2 separate regions of the Mus musculus genome follow, and region 1 is linked to region 2. Evidence: chromatin loops called from intact Hi-C (ENCODE). Cell type or tissue: heart. All regions are shown on one strand. Each heading gives the region's core, and the rest is flanking DNA. Links, peaks and the distances in the headings are about the cores only.

Region 1 (10,176 bases), core at 1,178-9,177, 220 kb after region 2:
GCTCCAGGAAGAGCAGCTGTCCCACTTGTCCCTCCAACACTCGCAAGAACATCCTTTCTGAAGGTGACTGATTTGTAGGAGGGGACTGTGATTTGCTCAAGTAGTATTCTAAAGCTATGTCTCATCACATGTCATACTCAAAGTCACGTCCTCGACGCTTAAGACTTGATAATATACTCATCTTCACTTCATCTCAGGTTCTGTGGGGATTGTGTTCGCTCTCAAACCCAGGACAAATGGCTGAGGTTCCTATTCATCACATTAAAGAACAGCTGGCAGCCAGGTTCTCCCAGCATCCTTCAGTCCCTACCTGTTACATGGTAGGCTAGCATTCCCTGCCCGCTACCCTGAACTCTCTAGTCCAGGGGCTGGGCTGCCCTTCCCGAAGCTGCTGTTCCTTATATAATCCAGATCTTTGGTTACCTGGCCCTTTACTCTCCAGGTTCTCTCCCTCCTCGTCTCCTCGAATTGCCCAGCTCAGGGTCCTGTTGACTCTGGACAATCCCAGAAGTCTCTGCCCCTGCTCCTGCCTCTGCTCTCCCTATACCTGCAAAATCCCTTTTCCTCCACCATATCTAGAAGCAGTCGTGACCTTCCTTTTTTTTCTTTCTTTTTTTTTTTCTTCATTCACTTTGGAGCCGGAGGGGTGGGCTCATGTCAGGTAAGTAAGTGTTCTACTACTGAGACACATTCCCCAGCCCAATCAAGAACATTTTCAAGTAAAGCTTACATTTAAAAAATAAAACTTGCAGCCATGTAACAGACAAAGGATACAAAAAGCAGTACATTTTGTCACTGAGCTGATGATGTCTTTTTAATAAACAAAAATTACTTGATCATGACAATCACCCAAGAGAATTTCAAGGGACTGATCATATCTCCTACACGTCTGTCTACAGATGGAGCGTTCAACACTTTGACAAGATCTGCTTGGTCAGATACCTAAAATCCAAAGCTGGAGAGATGGCGTGGTGCTGAAGGGTGCTTGTTGCACGACCACAAGAACTGGAGTTCAGATTCAGTAGCCATCCAAGCCTAGTGTCTCCTGCACGACGGGAACTCCAGCTCAAAGTCAGAAGACAGCAGGATCTCTGGGGCTTGCTGGCTTCCATCCTAGCTGAAAAACTGCCAATCCGCAGTTCAAATAGAGATCCTGACTCAGGGGAAGACGTGGAATAATAGAAACCAGAATACCTGAGGCCCTCTTCTGACCTCTATGCACATGCAAAAGCACACACCTATACACACGCATGTGCAAACACACACACACACACACACACACACACATGTATGCACACATGCATACAAATAAAACCCTATCTTAAAATCTGAAATCTATCCTGTTATTTCATTACTTTATCCTGTTTCTCCTCGTATAGAACCTACTTGTGACTGATGTTTTATCTCCAAGATGCATCTTAGTTTGCCTGACTCTCCCACAATAGCTTAGCCCTGTCTGTCTTGCTACTTTCCATGAACACTGACATCCCTTCTGTCTGGGAGATCTACTGACGAATTTCTGGCATCTGAGCCTGTTGTTTACTATCCTCTGGGTCCAGAATCTCAGAATAGCTGGCTCAACACCAAGCCTACCCTAGCCAAGGTTCCATGGGATCCCTTCCTCTCCTGTGTAGCTCTCATATCCTCACTACTCAATGTCTGCACAGCACTTTTAAGTATCTGTAGCTATATTCCTATGTTTGTTTACTATGGATCCCGTCTATTACAATGCAAACAGCAAGAGCTCTGCCATTTGGTTTCTTACTATATTTCTTAGCTATTAATTGACATAATACAAGCATGGCAGTGTCTAGTGACTGAATGAAAGCTGAATGGTAATGGGACCAGAGAACAGATCTTAGCCTTGTTTCTAAGCTCTGTGTTTGGGACTCGTAAATGAGTAGATTTGGCTGGGAGGAGGAAAGCAGAGTTACAATTGATTGCATGATATTTGGTAGGAAGAGAGAACATATGGTGGTACCACCAACCAAGTAACAGATGGGAAATAGAAGCAGGGTGGGTGTCACAAGAGCAAACAACAAGACAGGAACAATACAGGAAGACCTTACTGTGAATGGTTAGGGGAAAGCTTGTGTATAAAAAGCTTTGCGTAGAATCTTGAGAAGCAGAAGTCGTCTTACAATTCTCAAAAGCACTGATATTTGCTATTGGCTAAAACATTCTTCTGTGATTGAAAACAAGTCTTTTCTGTGCACTGAAGTTCCCTGAAAAAGCCATACCTGTATATGAAGATTATACGGACTGATGAGACCTTCTGATTGTCCAGAGTTGTTAATACTGAAGACGGTCACTCACTTCTGTCTCTAACCTAACACACCTTTTGTCTGTCATGTAATACCTCTGAAATGTACATACATTTCTTCTACCGACCCCAAACTGTCATGAGGCAATAGAGGAAACCTATAACAGAATTCCTCCTGCTCTGATTCAATCCGACTACCACCTGTCTCCATCAATATCCTGTGGTAAAAGCTCTGAAGACTGTCATTATTCTGTGACTATGGAAGTTCATGGAAACACTTTTGCCATGAGACATGTCACTCGGGTCAACCTGAATTCATGTTCCAGACAGATGGTCACTCATCACTCATCAGGGGAGGGAAAAATGTCTAAAGGCCGTAGGTCTGCCAGTGAGCTGACTTTAAATATGACCTTATGCAAATTATTAAATAAGCTATCATACATTACAAGGCAATATAGTTTATTCAGTGAAAATGTAACCATCTTACTGCAATATTACTAAAATAGCATTAGCATCATTCCTTAAATAAAGTATTACTTTGTTCCCATAGTTAATCAATATATCAAATGTAAAGAAACTCAAGCCCTCAGATCTTTACTAGCAAACTACATCTCACAGGAGCAACCAATCACTACACTCACTCTGGCAGAAGTCTTAAGCAACTTTCCATATACCTACAGAAAATGTCATGTTTTCAAAGTTTGTACTGTACACTGACAGAAATAAAATGAACCAATATATGTTTCCAACTTGGTCAACAGAATTCTTGGCCAATTGCAAAATACAGATTTAAAGCATAGATTATAGAATTTTTTAAAAGAAGAAATTTTGAAAATATGTCTTTTAAAACATTTAATAAAATTCACTTGTAACAATGATCTCTGCCAAAACACACTGCAACTTGCCTTTTTTGACAGACTTTTTAACAGTAATAATGATCAGCTAAATGGACATATTTCCTTCATTACTTATCAGTGAAGAAAAATATAAAAATTAATGAATCAGAAGGCTGTTCTAAATCACCATCCCTTTAATTCAAATTGAAAGTAAATCAAGTTTTTTACTCAGTTTACATCCAATTGCTACCCTGCCTCCTGGTTCCCCCAATCCCCTTCTCCTCTGAGAGGGTGGAGCCCAGATTCACCCTGATATACCCCTGGCACATCAAGTCTCTGCAGGGCTAGGCACATCCTCTCCCACTGAGGCCAGACACGGCAGTCTAGTTAGGGGAATGTATTCCACAGACAGGCAACAGCTTTAGAGCTAGCCCCAACTCCACTTGTTGGAGGGAACAACATGAAGACCAAGCTGACAGTAAATCAATATTAACAATAGTTGCCCATGGAGTCTATACCTAAAAAGCACTCGTCCCTATTTTCAAATATACATTTTCATGATCCATCCACAGCCTCCCAATGCAGCATAAACTGTTCATGGAGAATGGGCATAGGGCTTCAAGGAGAGGTTTCAGATAACCATTTACAGGCTCATTTAACTTTTTTGATTTTGCTGAACTTGCATGGGTTGAAGTACATTATCTAAACTTGTTTCTTTTCCTGAAATGAAATGTTCCCCTTTGACCTTTGAGGTAACAAAATGTTCATTATCCTTTCATGAAGATCACTACGCTTACATTCCTAAATAGCCTATGAGAACATTAAGAAGGCATGTTTTATTAAATAAGGCAACTATCATGAGGAATGAAATACAGAACAAAAGAGGAACAACTGTGCTGCAAAACAGAAGCACCTCCCCCCCAAAGGGCGGTTATTGATCTAGCCAGATAGGTGCACACACATGCACACACATGCACACCCACACACATGTCAAGGGACATAATGGAAAGTTTAGGGTGACTGATACTTGGCAAAACCTGAATACTTAAACTCAGATCTAAATATTTTTCTTGGCCACAAGTCACCATTCAACAGGAATACCTGACCTCACCCTGCTGTCTCCCTTTATGTGACTGAGTCATCTAGTATTTCCCATAATGGACAAGTGACACATCTGTATCAGCCAAGGCAGAGAGAGGAAGCACTCAGAGTCAATAAACCCATTCAGACATTCCTGTGATGATAAGGTAAGTCTGTCGGAGGTGCTGGGATGACTACTGGACATTTGAAGAGAATGACGGATGTTTCTAGACCATCCCAGTTCTAAGATTTATAGTTAAGATTAATAATTTATCGACAAACTTGGCTTTCAAAGTTATTCTCCCTTTAAAGGAATTGGTGCTCTATGGAAAAAAACAGGCGGTTCCAGAGCTCAGGCTGGGACAGTACGAGCTGAGCCTGAAACATGATGTACCAGAAAACAAAGTTGTGCTCAGAGAACAATGGAGACATGTCAAAGAAATAGAGAAGTCAGCTTGAAGGGACGCAGGCGGCATTCCTCAGGCCACATTCAGACATCTGAGTAGCACGCTGTGGTCCCCTTAGTGAAACAAGAACCAAAGTCCATAAGGACATTTAAACAATGGCGAGGCAGAGCCGTTCTTGACAAGAGAGTGCTAGCTAACAAAGAGGCGATGATGGAATTTAAGTCATTCACAGGCGGGGAGCAAATGAGAGTCAGAGAAGGCCCAGCGTCTCCTTACGTATGCATCGCCTTTAGCAAGAGGCCTCTAGGCTTAGGACTGTGATTCAGTGACCTTGGAATTTCTTATCCACTTTGCGGATCATGCTAAGTCCACTTCCTAAAAATGCTATTTCCACAAATTCTGGGTGCTATGGAGCCCTCTAGTAAGGAAGCGGCTGGAAAAGCCGGGCCACGTGCACACGTCACAAATCAGAATGTCTCATTAGAAGAGCCCCAAACACCAAGGCTTAAAACTGCACTATCAGTGTTAGTAGCGGCTGGGCAGGAGGTCTGCGATCGGGCTGTCACTCTGCTCTACAGTGAAAGCAGCCATTGTTCTGTAATATTGACTCTGGTGTCTTCTGTTGTTCAGTGGGGACGCCTTCTGTAAGCTCTCAGCAGAATAGTCAGGTCCACAAGCTACACGTCAATCCCAGAGTAAGACAATAGCATCACAGCACCAGAAAAGCCATGGATTTCAAAACATGCGACTCTTGTTGGACTCAAAGCCAAAATTTTTTTTCATAAAAGAATATAACATTCCAATTTGCTTTTAACATAATTGATGCAAATTCATATCTATAAGTATAAGAAATAAAATATATATTGCTAATAGAAAATATATTGATATACTGATGCAAATTGGCATGTTACAAAACTCACAGGTAATATATACATCAGTGTACTATCTTACCTTCCAAGGAGGAGTATAATAAATATATATTTTTAAGTTTTGTGTACCATTGAGTACTATTAATCTCTTAATTCTGCTCTAAAAAAAGTAGATCAGCAACTGAATTTCAAATTATGTACAAGAAGGTATATTGCCAATGTATTTAAAATAAAACAAAAACAACTGGTAGGAACATAAAGGTTGGCTAAATTAAAAGGAGGGTCTCACAAGATTGTCTAGCGGGGAAAGGCACTTGTGCCCAATCCTGACAACTTGAGTGGATCCTCAGGACCTACATGGTAGAAGAAGAGAATCAAGTTCCAAAAGTTGTCCTCTGACCTCCCCTCCACACCACACACACACACACACACACACACACACACACACACCACTTTGTAAATAATTTTAAAATTCAACAAATATAGAAAATTGAAAACTAGACTGAAAACACTTACTTACACCTACTGTGCCTTTAAAATGTAACCAGTATAATATGAAGTGATAAATTAAGACTCAAGAGGAAAATTTTTATTTTTATTATATATATATCTTACATTACTTAGTTGGACAGTTTAAACTACTTACCCCACGAATATATAAGCCAAATAGACAAACAGAAGTGGAAAATTACCTATCCTACTTTGCAAAACTATAGGTGGAATAAGGTTAGGATAGTACAGTTTGCACACTGATTTATCCATAATGCTTGGCGCAGGACTAAATGTAGCAAATGAGCACTTGTTAGTGTATCCAATGTGAATTTATTAAATAAGCTATAACAGGTGAACATATTAAATCAAAAATTCCATTTGCGCTCATGTGTAAAATTTCTGTAATACTGTCTCACATGTGTGTATGAGTACAGGAATGTTTTATTTCCACAATGACAAAAATGATCATTCAGACTAGACCTCTGAAGACCATTAGATTGTGAATGTATGAATGCAACATCAAAGGGCAAGGATCTGAGGGACGACAGGGAACCAAGAAAAGCTCACCTGAGCATGCTTTCTCCATTGAGTGCCGTGTTGACAGTCCAGAGACAGCCGAGGTGCTAAGAAGAGGAATAGCTTTTCTTTTGGCCTTTTGGGAACCGAAGGCACACCAGAACTGAACACACCAGAGTTCCCCATCACGTGAGTGGAGACCAGGAAACCCGGACAGCCTTAACTCTAATAGAATTCTAAACATTCAATCAGTTCAGATCTAGAATGAGGGGTTCCTGGGAACTACTGGCCTAAGACACCTGGCAGAAAGATGAAAACTGTCACTGGAGAAGGTACATCCAAGTCTCCAGTGTATTTCTATAAATGATTTCCCACATAGAGCATCCAACACATGATAAAAACATAACCAGATATTTAAACAATTAAGAATCCATAAACAAAACCAACAGATAGAATATGCAAAATAAAAAAAAATATCCTCAGAAGGACAGCCAAGCCGGAAAACTAAGCAGTGTTGCTGTGGTAAACAATGACTAAAAGCAACCTGGGAAGAGAAAGGGTCTATATCAGTTTACAGCTTACAGTACACTAAGGGAAGTCATGGAAAGAACAGAAGCGGACACCAAGAAGGGACTCTAAATACTGGTCTGCTCTCTCTGCTTGTTCAGCTACTTTCCAAATAGACCTCAGCCCCACCTGTCCAGGGACCCCACGGTGGGCTGCACCCTGCCACAACAATCAGCAAAGGAAAAGGCCCCACAGACACGCCCACAAGCCAATCTGATGGAGGCAATTTTTCAACGGATGGTCCCATGTGACTCGGGTTTGTGTCAAGTTGACAAAAACAAGCCAGCAGAAATCATAATTAAACATTATCCACAGGAAATAATAAGGTAATAATGATTATAGAATGAAAATTGTAACAAATTAAAATTCAAAGACATAATTTATAAACAGAAGATAAATGGAGTTAGTGTCCTAAGATTTCTATTAAAATGTATACAAAAAAGTAAAAATCAGCATATTTATTTCATTTTTCATCTGACAAACACAGTTAGTGGCATCAAGATCAGATCCAAGTGCCAAAGAACCATTGCCATCCAATTTCTCTTCACACTCAACTCCTCCCCTAGGCCCTGGCTACTGTACATCTGTCCCATGTCTCAGTAGTCATGTCTTTTCTAGGGCAGTGTAAATGCAGCCTCTTTAATACAGTCCCTCCACAACTGAGGTCCAGCTCCTCAGTGCAAATAGACTATTCATTCTAATGGCTGAATACTACACCACTGCATGGATGGGCATGCCAGCGCTTACCTAGACCTCAAATGACGGGCATCTGCATCATTGCTAGTTTCAGGGAATCATAAATAAAATTATTATAAACATTCATACATAAGACAATTTCACTTCGCTTGGGCAAATAGCCAGGAGTGAGATTAATACTTGCTTTATTAATGATGTATAAAAAAATAGATGACTTTGTTATAAGAAATAAAACCAAAATATACTACCTGCCTGCCTTAGCACATGCCTTCTGTGGCCTCAGTGACGTACTGTTCACTCGTTCCTTTAAGTCTTCAAGATCATGGCAAACAATCGGGTACCCTATCAGTCTAGAAGATGTACTCCAGTCAATTCATTAAATGAAGACAAAAGCAAAGGATAGACACTCTAAGTCTTTCAATTTTCATAGAAAAGTCTATGCTAACCTTTCTCCAGCTATATAATAGTTAGAATAGCTAAATAACATGACAATTTGTAGGACATAAATAACATTATTTCCATCATAAAATTAAGCTCAAATGCAAAGCTATGGATTCTTACAGTCTGATAAACTGTGTGTGGCTATTAACTAATCAATAACAAATAAACACTTGAAAGTGCAGAACACAGCTAACCAGGACATACTAAAACAGGTTAATATAAGGTTTTTGGATATGGGGTCATTTTTGTGGCTATCTGTTTTTCAGCACAGTGAAATTAAGAAAAAGTAGTATTCCATGCTAGGCAAACATTTCTTCTTTGAACTAAATCTTTACAGAATGGCTGCCCTACTTGGGAAATGTTTTCTAAAAACATTTGCTCAAGTCCCACTAAGTTACTTCCTGAGAAAGGATTCTACATTAAATACCAGGGGTCCAGCAAAACACCACGTCAAGGTAGCTCTTGACTGAAGTGTAAGTGGAATGAAATCAAATTATGGTACTGATAAGACTAATGGTTTTATTGAGTCTGATGGTTTTATTGCGTTTCTTGCCAACACCTGCTGGTTCAACTTTATCTTCCTCTTAATATAGATGGGATTAGAGACTCCCATAAACAGAACCCTCAGGTTGACTCATTAAGGAAACACTGACTGAACTCTCTTTCCAGCCCTGCTTGCTTTACTGAACCATGTTATAATGGTGACCACTACCTCACCTCCCTGTGCTTTACCTAATACAAACTAAATACTTTCCATTTCAATTGTCTCATTTAACTATGAGACTTGATGCTGAAAATAACGTTACATTTTTAAAATTCTAACTGTAAAAGCCATCATGCAACACTAACAGAATTTTAAAAGGGGGGATGTGTTTTAAAATATTATGCAATATGACTTTCGGAATGTGTTTTAGCAAATTCCATATCCTATAGCAGCAAAGCTTTAAAAGAAGATGATGTGGTGCTACTAAGCCCTCCTATGATAGTAAGCTGTGAAAGAGGATGTGGTCCTACTAAGCGCTGCAAGTTTTACTCCCAACTTTCCATTCCTCTTAACCTCAACATATTAAAACATAATATGAAAGGAAGTGAACTGCTTCGTATTCGAAATGTAAATGACAACGTATTCTTTTAAGTGATCGCTTTCTAACGGGAGCTGCAGTATCTGCCTCAAACACATGACTTCACTGTCTTTCTCGAGCTTAACAAACCCAAGTGAATCATGGGAGCAAGTTGACAAAGTCAGAGAATGGAATAACTCAAATGCAAGGTTAGACCTTTGGACCCAAGGAAGAGGAAGCAGGCTGGAATAAAACACATTTATTCATGGTATGGGTAAACATGTGCTAACTATAGCCTGCTTCTCACAGAAATGAATAAAGATATTTAATAATATATCATTCTGAGCAAAAATAATACTGAGCACATCCTTTATCAGGAGACCTAAAGCTGGCTAGCTTTCAGAACCATGGATAGAAGGTTTTTCATGCCTTCTTGTTTTCTTTTTTTAAAATGTATCTTCTTGGTCTGCCCATTCCTGTCCCTAAATTGACTGAATAAGTGTGAAGTGGAGCAGATATTTCTCCATTTTAAAAATGAACACACAAAAAGATACATGTGGCTAGATGGCAACCGGTTTGAGATCTACACAGTGTTAATTTAATAGGTCACAGGCTCTGTCTATTTTAAGCTTGGCTCTGTGCGTCCGGATGCAGTACCACAGCTGATGAGAACTTGGCCGTGGCGGCTGAAACTGCCCCTTGTGCTTGGCCCCACTAATAAAGCTGTTTCAGATGCAGGCCAGGAACATGAGAGCAGCAGCTCATGCCCAGGACCTTTCTGAGTCTGACTAGGAGCCACAGAAAAATAAGCAGCGGACACTGCCGGATGATGGAGTGGAAGGCAGGCAAGAGGGGAAACAGCCCAGAGGCAGGCAGGAGCCTGAGATGCCCTGAACATTTGTGTAGTTGTTAACACTTGTTTTTTTTTTTTGTTTGTTTGTTTGTTTT
Region 2 (10,176 bases), core at 1,292-9,291:
GTCTGGATGCAGGCACCCAGGTGTGGCAAGATGTGGCTCCTTGTTACCAGGTGGGAAAAGGGCGCGGCAGATGGAACACTTAATGCATTTTCAATGATCTCTTCATTTTTTTTTTTTTGTCTTTCTGTGACCTTTCCAAATAACCCCGAGAAGAAATGACACAATCATTGTGCCTTCTTCTTTTATGATAGATGCACTTCTTGAATTATAGTCAACCTACTGTATCGTTCTTTATCGCACCCTTTAGTCTTTTTAAGTGTATTGTAGACCTTCAGTACTAATGTCTTCAAAATTAGTATCTTACGGTGTCCCCAAATTAAGCAATTCTCTACATGTTCATCTGGCACATGGTACTACCACCCTCTCACTCTCTGCAGCCAGTTACCACCTTCTTAAGTCTGTTTGTTTTGGCACACACACACTTCCAGACCCCAAATCAGATGCCTCTGGCTTATAATGTGTATCCTGAAGTGGAGATTCCCCAACCCCTCGGGACAACCAAACCTTCCCTCTTTACTCTGGCAACTCTTAGGACAGTCCCCTCAAAGGGCCATTTACTTCCTTGTTTGTTCCTTCTCCAGCTTCTATTTTCTAAGTGAGACTTCAAAACCCCCATGTGCCCATCCTCACTAAAACCTCCAGAGTTATTTCCATTGATAGCTGCAACCCAGTTCTCAACCCCTTTGCTTGCCTGTCATCCTGTAAGGGCTGAGAGCTCCTATCTCTCTGGCCCATTGGCTCTCACTTTCTTAGGTGGGTCATATTTTGTTTGTCTTGATTCTGTGATAAATACCCTGACAAAAGCAACCCAAGGAAGGAAGGAAGGGCCGAGGCTTATTCTGACTCTCACTGCTAGGCTGCTGTCCATCACGGTGGATGAGTCACAGGAGCAGGAGCATGAGGGAGTGAGTCACTTTGTTTCCTTAGTCAAGAAGCAGAGGACAGCAAGCACATGTTATCTTGTACACAATCTAGGATCCCAGCCACTTCGTAGTCCTACCTCTATGAACCAGATCTTCTCATCTCAAGGAATGCAATCAAGATAACTCTCCACAGGTATGCCCAGCGGGCCATCTCCCAGATGATTCTAGATGTAACCCCCTTCCATATCCTGCACAATTTACACCATTTTAGAGAAATCTTCTGTTAGCACCAGGAAAGTATCAAGACCCAGACTTAGTAGATAAAATTACTCAAGTCTGATGGGAATTACCAACTCTCTGAGGACTTGTGAAAAATCAATTTTGAGTTGTATGGATTTACATGCGAACCAGGCAACTGTAGTTAGAAACTGAACTAAAATAGTGTTCTAAAGAGAACATAGCTATAAGAAAAAAAGCACTTGGGTTTAAGGAGTAGTCCTTTCATTCATATCTTTATTACCCCAAGAAGTCTATTTTATTACATCCAGAGACACTTTTCTTTTCTGTAAGGACATGCAGATAATGTCACAAGTATGAGTTTATTGTAAGCATGACATAAAACAATTGTGTGCCTGGGCTATGGCAGCAACTCAGTGGCCCTGGAATGCGGTTTTGTCTGTCTCTCTTATTCTCATGTTAGGCTTCACACGTTTGTTGCTTAAGAGTGTTCTAACCCCTTCCCCACCAGAGAAAGGCACTAGTCTACCACACCGTGGCTAGATAAGTTATGGTAACAGCGGTTTCCAGTCTTTCTATTAAAAGAGATTTGTCAAAGTCACCATACCCAGTTTAACTTGGGCACTGATTCACTGCCAGCATGAACAAGAGAAAGAAAAGAAAGAAACAAGGAAGGAGAGGGGGAAGGGAGGGAGAAACAAAGGAAGAAACGAAGGAAGGAAGGGAAGGGAAAATCATCTGATGGGATGGTTTAACCTTTCAAATATCTGAGCATTCTCTGGAGAAGTCAAGTGGTCTAAGAATATGCTTGTTCATTCATTCATTCATTCATTCACTCAACAAACATACTAAAGGTCCCAAGCACATATGAAGGACAGCAAGCACATAGGAAAGGTACCAAGCACTGTTGTCCGTACAGACCCTGCAATGGAACAAAGAAAAGATAAATTACTCCAATCCAGTGGATCTTACTCTGTTCACTCTCTTACCTAGAACCAAATCACATTTATCTATCCCCTGAAATGATAAGCTTGGGTTGAGAGCCCTGTGATTCCCTGCATGGCTTGGAGCTTCGACTGCTTCTCTAACGCCTTGGTTTCCAAGCCTGAGTGCCTGTGATAGTTGTTGGACACAGTACTGCCTGAGGATACTACCTTACTTTGAGTCTCTCGGCATAGTTAACTACCCCCAACAGGCATGAGTAGAAAGGCTGAGTTATGGGTATATCTTTTATGACTCTCAGCTAATCATAGCCATCAAACTTCTTCAAGTCACAGGCGACCAGCTAATGAGACCCCATTCAAAACAGCAAAGCCCACCTGGAATCAGTTAAGCTGTTTGGGGACCCACTTCCTGTTTCCTGAGCATCAACATCCCCTGATTATGAGCACAGCCCTCAATCACAGGATCCCAGTGTGCAGACTGTTCTTGGCTCCAATAAAGTCTGCTAGAGTTCAATGTGGCTAATATTTTAATTCTCATATGTTAAGGTCCTAGCATGTCCAAGCCGCAATTCCGTGACAATATTAAACGGGCTGTCCTATCATGTCAACTAGACTATCCCTTGTCGACTTCAGATTTGTCACTTGAATATTTAAAAACCAGACTAAGAGGAGATGAAAACTTTAGAACAGGTCCACACCAGCTTTGTTTCTCTAACTCAGTGATGGGTTAAGGTTTTCTAGCTCACGGATGGGATCTGAACACCAAGCTGGTAGGTATGAGGGACATTGCAATGGCACAGATTTCTGTTCCTGTACTCCAAAAATAACCAAGCATTCCTGCAAGGTCAACTATCAGATCCGAATCCTACCCCGATTCAAATGAAATCTATTTTCTCCCAAGCATCCGCCTAACATCACTCTGGCTATCCACATTGATGTCCTAATGCGTCTATTTGTTTCAAATGATTCATCTTTATACAGTTCAGTGCATTCACTACGATAGGGAGCATTGTCAAGCAGGTGGCCGTGAGGCTCATTCTCTGAAGGCTAAAGAAAACCTTTTTTTTTTTTTTTTTTTTTTTTTTTGTTATTCATACTCCGGTATCCAGGTTACATCTTGATAATTACTTTAAAAACTAAGAGTAAAAAATGGCAGATGGAATGTTGTTGCTTTTCTTTCTCCTCCTCTTCTCCCTTTATGTCTTCACATTGTCAGGATGGCTCCATCCATTTAGATGGCAAGGCGGGCTCTGAATGAAGGCAGACCTGCACTTCCTCAGTCATCTCTCCAGTTCAATTACAGAGCTTTAGCGGGGCTAATTAGCATTCTTCAGAGCGGGAGCTCTTTGAGTGACAGGTAACCATGGAGAGTCACACTCTGGGTGATCAGCAAGAATCTAGCATTTCTTTTTAATTAAAAATTAGAAAAGCCTTGAAGAAAAAGCTGAGCGTTTACTGCCGTGTGCCGCTGCTGGTCCACGGTCGCTGCTGGGTAGAGGATAGCAATGGTGTCAGAGGGAAGTGGGGACCGTTTCAAAGGGAATCCAGGAGGATACCACAATAGTCTGAAACGGGGAAAAAATGTTTATCCTTCACTCTGACAACGGACACCGGAAAGAAAGCATGGAAAGACAAAAGATCGGGAGTTCTCCTCATATTACTCTGCTATCCCCTTCAGAGTTTGAAAAATAACGTTGTACTCAATAACAATATTTTTTTTCTGCCCGTCAAATGTTAGATTTAGCGCTTTGGCATAGCATTTGCAGTTATATAAATGATCCATGTTTAGTAACCACTGATTGGATGGGGATGGGAAATGTAATAGCCAACTACAAATATTAACAATTGTTTCAGTCCTGAGAATATGCAAAGGCCCTTTAGTGTGCAAGCACCTCGCCTGCTCCGACCGAGCACTTGAGACAGCAGAGAGTCTTTCCAGTGGAGTGACTACCAGGTCCGAGAGGTGAGTGAGGAACGGTCAGCTTAGCTCAGTAGCCCACGTGTGGGGAAAAAGTAAAGAGAAATCCTGGAACATGTTTAAAGCACTCCATAATCCCCCTACTCAAAAGCACGTAAGTGAACAATCTGGATGATCAGAGTTCGTTTTTATTTTTTCCCAAACTGAAAAGAAAAGGTTATATTTTCTTTCTGCTCATATCCATCTTATTATTTTTAAATTTAATTTCAACCTGCCTCTCCCTTTCCTGTTTTTACCCAAAAGTAGAATTGTAAAAAAACATTCTGTGGTGTTATTTCTGGCCAGTATCAAGCCAGGAAGCTCTTGCAATCTTGAGGGAGTGCCTGATCCTGAGAGCTTGCCAGCCTTCCTCCAGCTAGGTGGAAGAAAACAAAGACACTCGATACTCTATGACTTCTTCCTCAGCGCTTGTGGATGCTCGCTTACTTTGGGAAGATTCACAGCAATAGCGAATGATGAGAATAAGTTGCATTAATTCACAGGCACATGCGTCCTGGTTCCCCTTCTGAAAACTAGTGGGTTGGTTTTTTTTAAGGTAAAAGTTGAATGAAGAAACAGATGTTAACTCCAAAAGTCTTTCTCCTGCAATATGTAGCAATGGGCATTCCCCATCAAACTGCTCATGGAACACTCCTTATAGCCATGCTCTTTAAAATAACCCCTCAACTTTTGAGATTTACACAAAACTAAATTTTACTCCATAGCAGTATTCTCCTCTCAAAATTCAAAAATCTAACCTCAATAAATTTAGCTTATGATTTGCTTTTGATGTAAAAGCAAGTGGGAAAATTTTAAAAACTTAAGTTCCATAAATTTCAAACATAATTTTTTTTCAGAAATTATTTTATAGCTAATAGAATTCTACTGGAGGAGGAAGGGCCATTCTCACACAGGAGCATCAGTCTCCAGTCTGAGCAACTTCACTCTGCAGGGTATTCTGTTTCACCAGTTATGTAGCTGTGTCCAGCTGTCATCCATGGTATTGACTACTTCTGTGGTTGTGATCTATTGTGGGTATATAAATATATAACATATGCATTGCTTTTTTTCTTCCTGATAGTGAATGAAATCGTTAGATTTTTTCCTGAATAAGCAGAAAACACTATACATTTTTAAACAAATCCATTAAAATAATCAGTGTCCTCCCTCCATACTGAGTGCATTTGGCATCTTGAACTACATGGCCATTTCTAGCTAATGTTAAAAGAAATATATTGAATTATTGGAAACTTAGAACTGTTTTCACCCAAATTCAATTCTGAGCATCTACAGATTGGTCAATTTGAACCCTTATGCCTATGGGTTTTTTTTTCTTTCTTCTAGTGTGTATGGACACCATTGAAATAAAAGAGAAAACTTGCAAGAATGAGCCACTTTACAACATTTCATATTTAATTAGAGAAGACGAGCCAGGAGGGCTGCTGACACGGTGCCAGAGAATATTTCTAATTGCTTTACATCTTCCTACTTCGTGATGATGTCTCCTCTAGTGGGAGAAAAAAAATAAATCAGTTAATAATTACAGGTACTACCATTTTTTTTTTCAGAAACAGTCAACACCCCTCAGTCAGCTAGCTCGGACCTCAGTGTGGTGAGCTGTGCTTAGTCTCCTGGATACTATTGTTTAGATTTTCCTCATTGATTCCCAACACTTACATAAAGTCAAACACATCAGGCCTCCTGCTGATGGAGGTTAATCTGCTCACTGTACAGATGAAGGACAGGTCACAGCGAGGCTTCTGGCCCTTACTCACTAGCTTCTCCATGAGAAGTAGAACTCAGCTCCCCCATGAACACGCTTTGCTTTTGGGTTCCTGCCATTCCCTGGGGCTGTTCGTTAGATTCCACACAGACTTCTCATGACATGACTCACACTTGACTCACAGAGTCTACAAAGAGCACAAAAGCCAGCTGACCACATCCTGCCACGCACACCCCTTTAACAGTCCCAAGCCCTCTCTTTCTAAGTCACTGCCCTGGGAAGACGGTATTATACCCAATCTGATAGGTACTTACTTCCTTGTGCTATTGCTCTGACGGTCTCAGGGCATTTTGCAAACACTCTGCATTCACCTTTACCTCACCGGAAGAAAATCCTCTTTGTGCAGGGAAAAATACATTGGTCTTAGGTAGCTTCTACTTTCTGGTTTGTCCCTAGTCTGTCTGATATGTGTTTATGTATGCTGCCTAATGTCTAAGTGTTTGGCTCATGTCTCTCACTGGAGCGGGGGAGGGGGGGTATAAGAGATACTTTACAGAAATCTTTAGCAAAGTTTTATAAGCAAAAATATCACAGAGTTCAACTGAGCCATGTGACAGACAATACTGCCAACATACCGTGTATCAAACAATATCTCTATGCTGTTTCCAACATTTATGGCAAGTATTTGTAGCATAAGGTCTCTTTTGACATATTTGCTGTTTTCAACAAATGATTATCATAACACAAACACACACACACACACTGTTCTCTGGGTCAGGGGCATGGAACAGTACATAATTTAAGATTACAGCTATGCACTAGTGTAGGTTGTAAAAGGTGATTATATTGGAAATCCAAAGCAAATAAAGTTGGGTGTTCTTTTGTTCTCTTAAATCAAGTTAAGCAAGCAGGCCAAGTACACAGTAGGATGGCAGTCATAGTATTATATGACCTCAAGGTGTATTGTTAACTCAGGGGACAGGGGCTTACTGGCCTCAACCGTACACAACACACAACTAAGGAATTCTGTGAGAGAGTAAAAGAAATAGTCTCAGAGAAGAAAAATAGGTAAAGAAATAAACCAATTGATTATCTAATACCAAATGCCCGACCCTGAAAACATATGTATACAAGTAATATTATATAGGCTGAGTAGGTTGTATTCATTTATATACATGATATATAATATTCATTTCTATATGAATATTATATGTAAATGAATATATTCATATGTAATGCATAAATATGCCAACTCTTCATCATATGCAATGATTTTAACCAGTTGTTGCATAACCTCAGTGCCTATGAAATTACTGATTTTAACTTCCTAAACCCTCTCCTGCTGAACACATCACAAAGGCTGCCTGTTAGACTTACGTGTGCCCTCTACTCCTGCACTGTAGCAAATCTGAAAAATGGATTTTCCATTGAGTATTACTGCTCTGTTTTTTTTTTTAATTCAGCCACCAGTAGAGAGATTGAAACAAATGTATAGGCTCAAAAGATCAAATAGACTATGAAGCACAGAAACCCAAGACAATATGGGCAATGAGTAATAAAATTTGAGATGTAGAGACACCACTTGGGTAGATCAAATTTTGTAAGTTCAACCCAGAAACAACCACAAGAGACTCATCAGACTTGCTAAAGGTGAGGTGTCAGCTAGTGAACACCCTCAGATCTGTTACAGACTTTTATCCCACCTTACTCAGCTGAATAAATTCTAGCCCAGGTCATTTTCTTTACTCAAACCCTGGAGCGCCTTCAGATGGAAAAGTGACGTATACCGCTATACCACTCACAGTTTGCTTCTGCCTGCTGCTCTCCGGTAACTTGAAAGTGGTTCTATGCAATGGCCTGCTTCTCCTTATTCCCCGAAGCTTGAAAAGTTCTTTCAGCTAAATGAGCACCCTGAAAGCTACGTTTGCAGAGCACATCTGTCTGCATACTCTCAGCCATACAGTGCTCCCTGCCTCCACCCGCTAAGCAGGAAGTGTAGGAACTGGACTACGTTCTCCTGGAGGAGGCTCTTGTTAAGCGCACCATCACTCCTGCATCTGGGAACCTTAAAGTTTAGTATCACGTGCACACACGGGCACACACATATGTGTAATACATATTATGGATGAACATGTATATATAATACATAACATACACATGTATAAATGAAGAAAATGTGAGAAATACTATAAGTTTAGTATCACGTGCACACACGGGCACACACATGTGTAATACATATTATGGATGAACATGTATATATAATACATAACATACACATGTATAAACGAAGAAAATGTGAGAAATATTATAAGTTTAGTATCATGTGCACACATGGGCACACACATATGTGTAATACATATTATGGATGAACATGTATATATAATACATAGCATACACATGTATAAATAATGAAGAAAATGTGAGAAATACTATGTTTAGTATCACGGGCACACACATATGTGTAATAAATATTATGGATGAACATGTATATATAATACATAGCATACACATGTATAAATAATGAAGAAAATGTGAGAAATGCTATAAGGAGAATAGAGTGGACTTAGAGGAACTACATGTTTGGAAGAATATGTTTTCTCTGAATGAGATACAGGAGGAATAAAAAAAAATACACAGAGGGAAAAAAAAAGGTGGCAATTAAGTTGACTTATAAAATGAACATTGGATCCCATTACAGATGGTTGTGAGCCACCATGTGTTGCTGGGAATTGAACTCAGGACCTCTGGAAGAGCAGTCAGTGCTCTTAACCCCTGTGCTGGCTGTTTTTGCGTGTCAACTTGACACAGGCTGGAGCTATCACAGAGAAAGGAGCTTCAGTTAGGGAAATGCCTCCTCAAGATCCAGATGTAAGGCATTTTCTCAATTAGTAATCAAGGGTGGGAGGGTCCATTGTGGGTGGTGCCATCCCTGGGCTGGAAGTCCTGGGTTCTATAAGAGAGCAGGCCAAGCAAGCCAGTAAGTAACATCCCTCCTTAGCCTCTGCATCAGCTCCTGCTTCCTGACCTGCTTGAGTTCCAGTCCTGACTTCCTTTGGTGATGAACAGCAACATGGAAGTGTAAGCTGAATAAACCCTTTCCTCCTCAACTTGCTTCTTGGTCATGATGTTTGTGCAGGAATAGAAACCCTAAGATAACCGCTGAGCCATTTCTCCAGCCCTGAGCAAAAATTTTAATTTTTTTTCAATGTAGACATGAGTTTCTCCTGAGGTGACAGGTGGAAATTTTTACTGGCTTTCAAACCAAGCCTTTTTCTGGTCATCATTTACATCAGCACTCCTTTATGTTCATGAAGACTGATGTCATGAGAGACAAGACAATCAGAATCATGGTAAAAGTTTGACAAAACCCAGGGGAAGCTGGGATACTCCTCTAGGATGCCCTGAGGCTCGTCTGGGTCCCTCCTTCACTAGGTGTTAGTGGAGAGACAATGGGCAGCATTCACAACGTTCTGAAGATGGGGAAGAAAAAGAAGCCAATGATTTGCTGTTCAACATTTCTCAGAACACATTCTGTTTTTATGGGGCCAGTGAAGTTGAAAGCATCGTTAATACATACCAGGAAGGCTGATATCTCCCTATATCTGAAAATATCAAAGAAAGGGGATGAATTTCTATATACATTGAGCATCAAGTTTTCTCTGAAATGAGACAGGCAAGTAAACAAATCTGTACCTGGCAACAATAAAAAAAAAAAAGCCAAGATAAATTCACTAGACATTTAAAGAAGAATTGACACAAGTATTGCTACATCTGTTCAATTAGCAAAAGGAAAGAATGTTACCAACTATTAAAACTAAGCCAAGTATTACTATGACACCAAACCCACATAACCACACAACAGAAAAAGAAAATTATACACCAGTCTTCCTGACGAAAATAGATACCAAAAAAAAAAAAAATCACTAAAATACTTTAAAACCAAATTCAACAATCCATCAAAAAGATCTTTCATGCTGATCAAGTTGGCTTCACTTCAGATATACAGGAATAATCATACAAGTTGATAAATACAATGCATCTCATAAATGGACTAAAGGACTCAAATCACAAGCGATCTCAATAGATTCAGAAAAGGCTTTTGACAAAACCCAATACCTTTGTGGTAAAAGCATTTAGATAGCAGGAGAAAAAAAAAGAAACATATATCAATATAATAAATGCTATATACAACAAACCTACAGCCAACATTATCCTAAGTGGGAGAAAACCTCAAATATGTTCCACTAAAACATATAGGAGCAAGATAAAGTGTCATTTTCTCTTGTCTCCTTCAGTACTCGAGGTTTTAGGCCAGTGAGACAAGGGATGAGGTAGGGGAAGACGGAAGATGAGGTTTACTCGTTTGGGGATGATATGATTCTATATACAAAAGACCATAAAGATTCAACCAGGAACTCTTCCAGCTGATGAGGACTTAGAGCAAAGTGACAG

Evidence for each region. Hi-C counts contacts between places; a loop is a spot of excess contacts. Peaks named below come from ENCODE experiments on the same cell type or tissue, not always from the same donor. Only the 100,000 strongest peaks of a DNase experiment are listed, where the experiment ranks them.
Region 1: it touches region 2 in a loop (2.3-fold over the local background); 2 of 42 quality-filtered maps call a loop at or near these places.

What each region holds. Positions count from the first base shown.
Region 1 is chr1:138,567,073-138,577,248 of GRCm38, forward strand. The region is part of intron 1 of Nek7 (NIMA (never in mitosis gene a)-related expressed kinase 7); the gene reads right to left. Among named protein-coding and RNA genes, the nearest start is that of Nek7, 48 kb to the right of the region's middle. In heart, for the core only: no CTCF peak of the experiment used is centred there; DNase peaks (open chromatin) are centred at 1,569 and 4,619; H3K4me3 peaks cover 892 bases; H3K27ac peaks cover 1,016 bases.
Region 2 is chr1:138,342,752-138,352,927 of GRCm38, forward strand. No RefSeq gene overlaps it. Among named protein-coding and RNA genes, the nearest start is that of Atp6v1g3, 74 kb to the left of the region's middle. In heart, for the core only: no CTCF peak of the experiment used is centred there; DNase peaks (open chromatin) are centred at 4,360 and 5,870.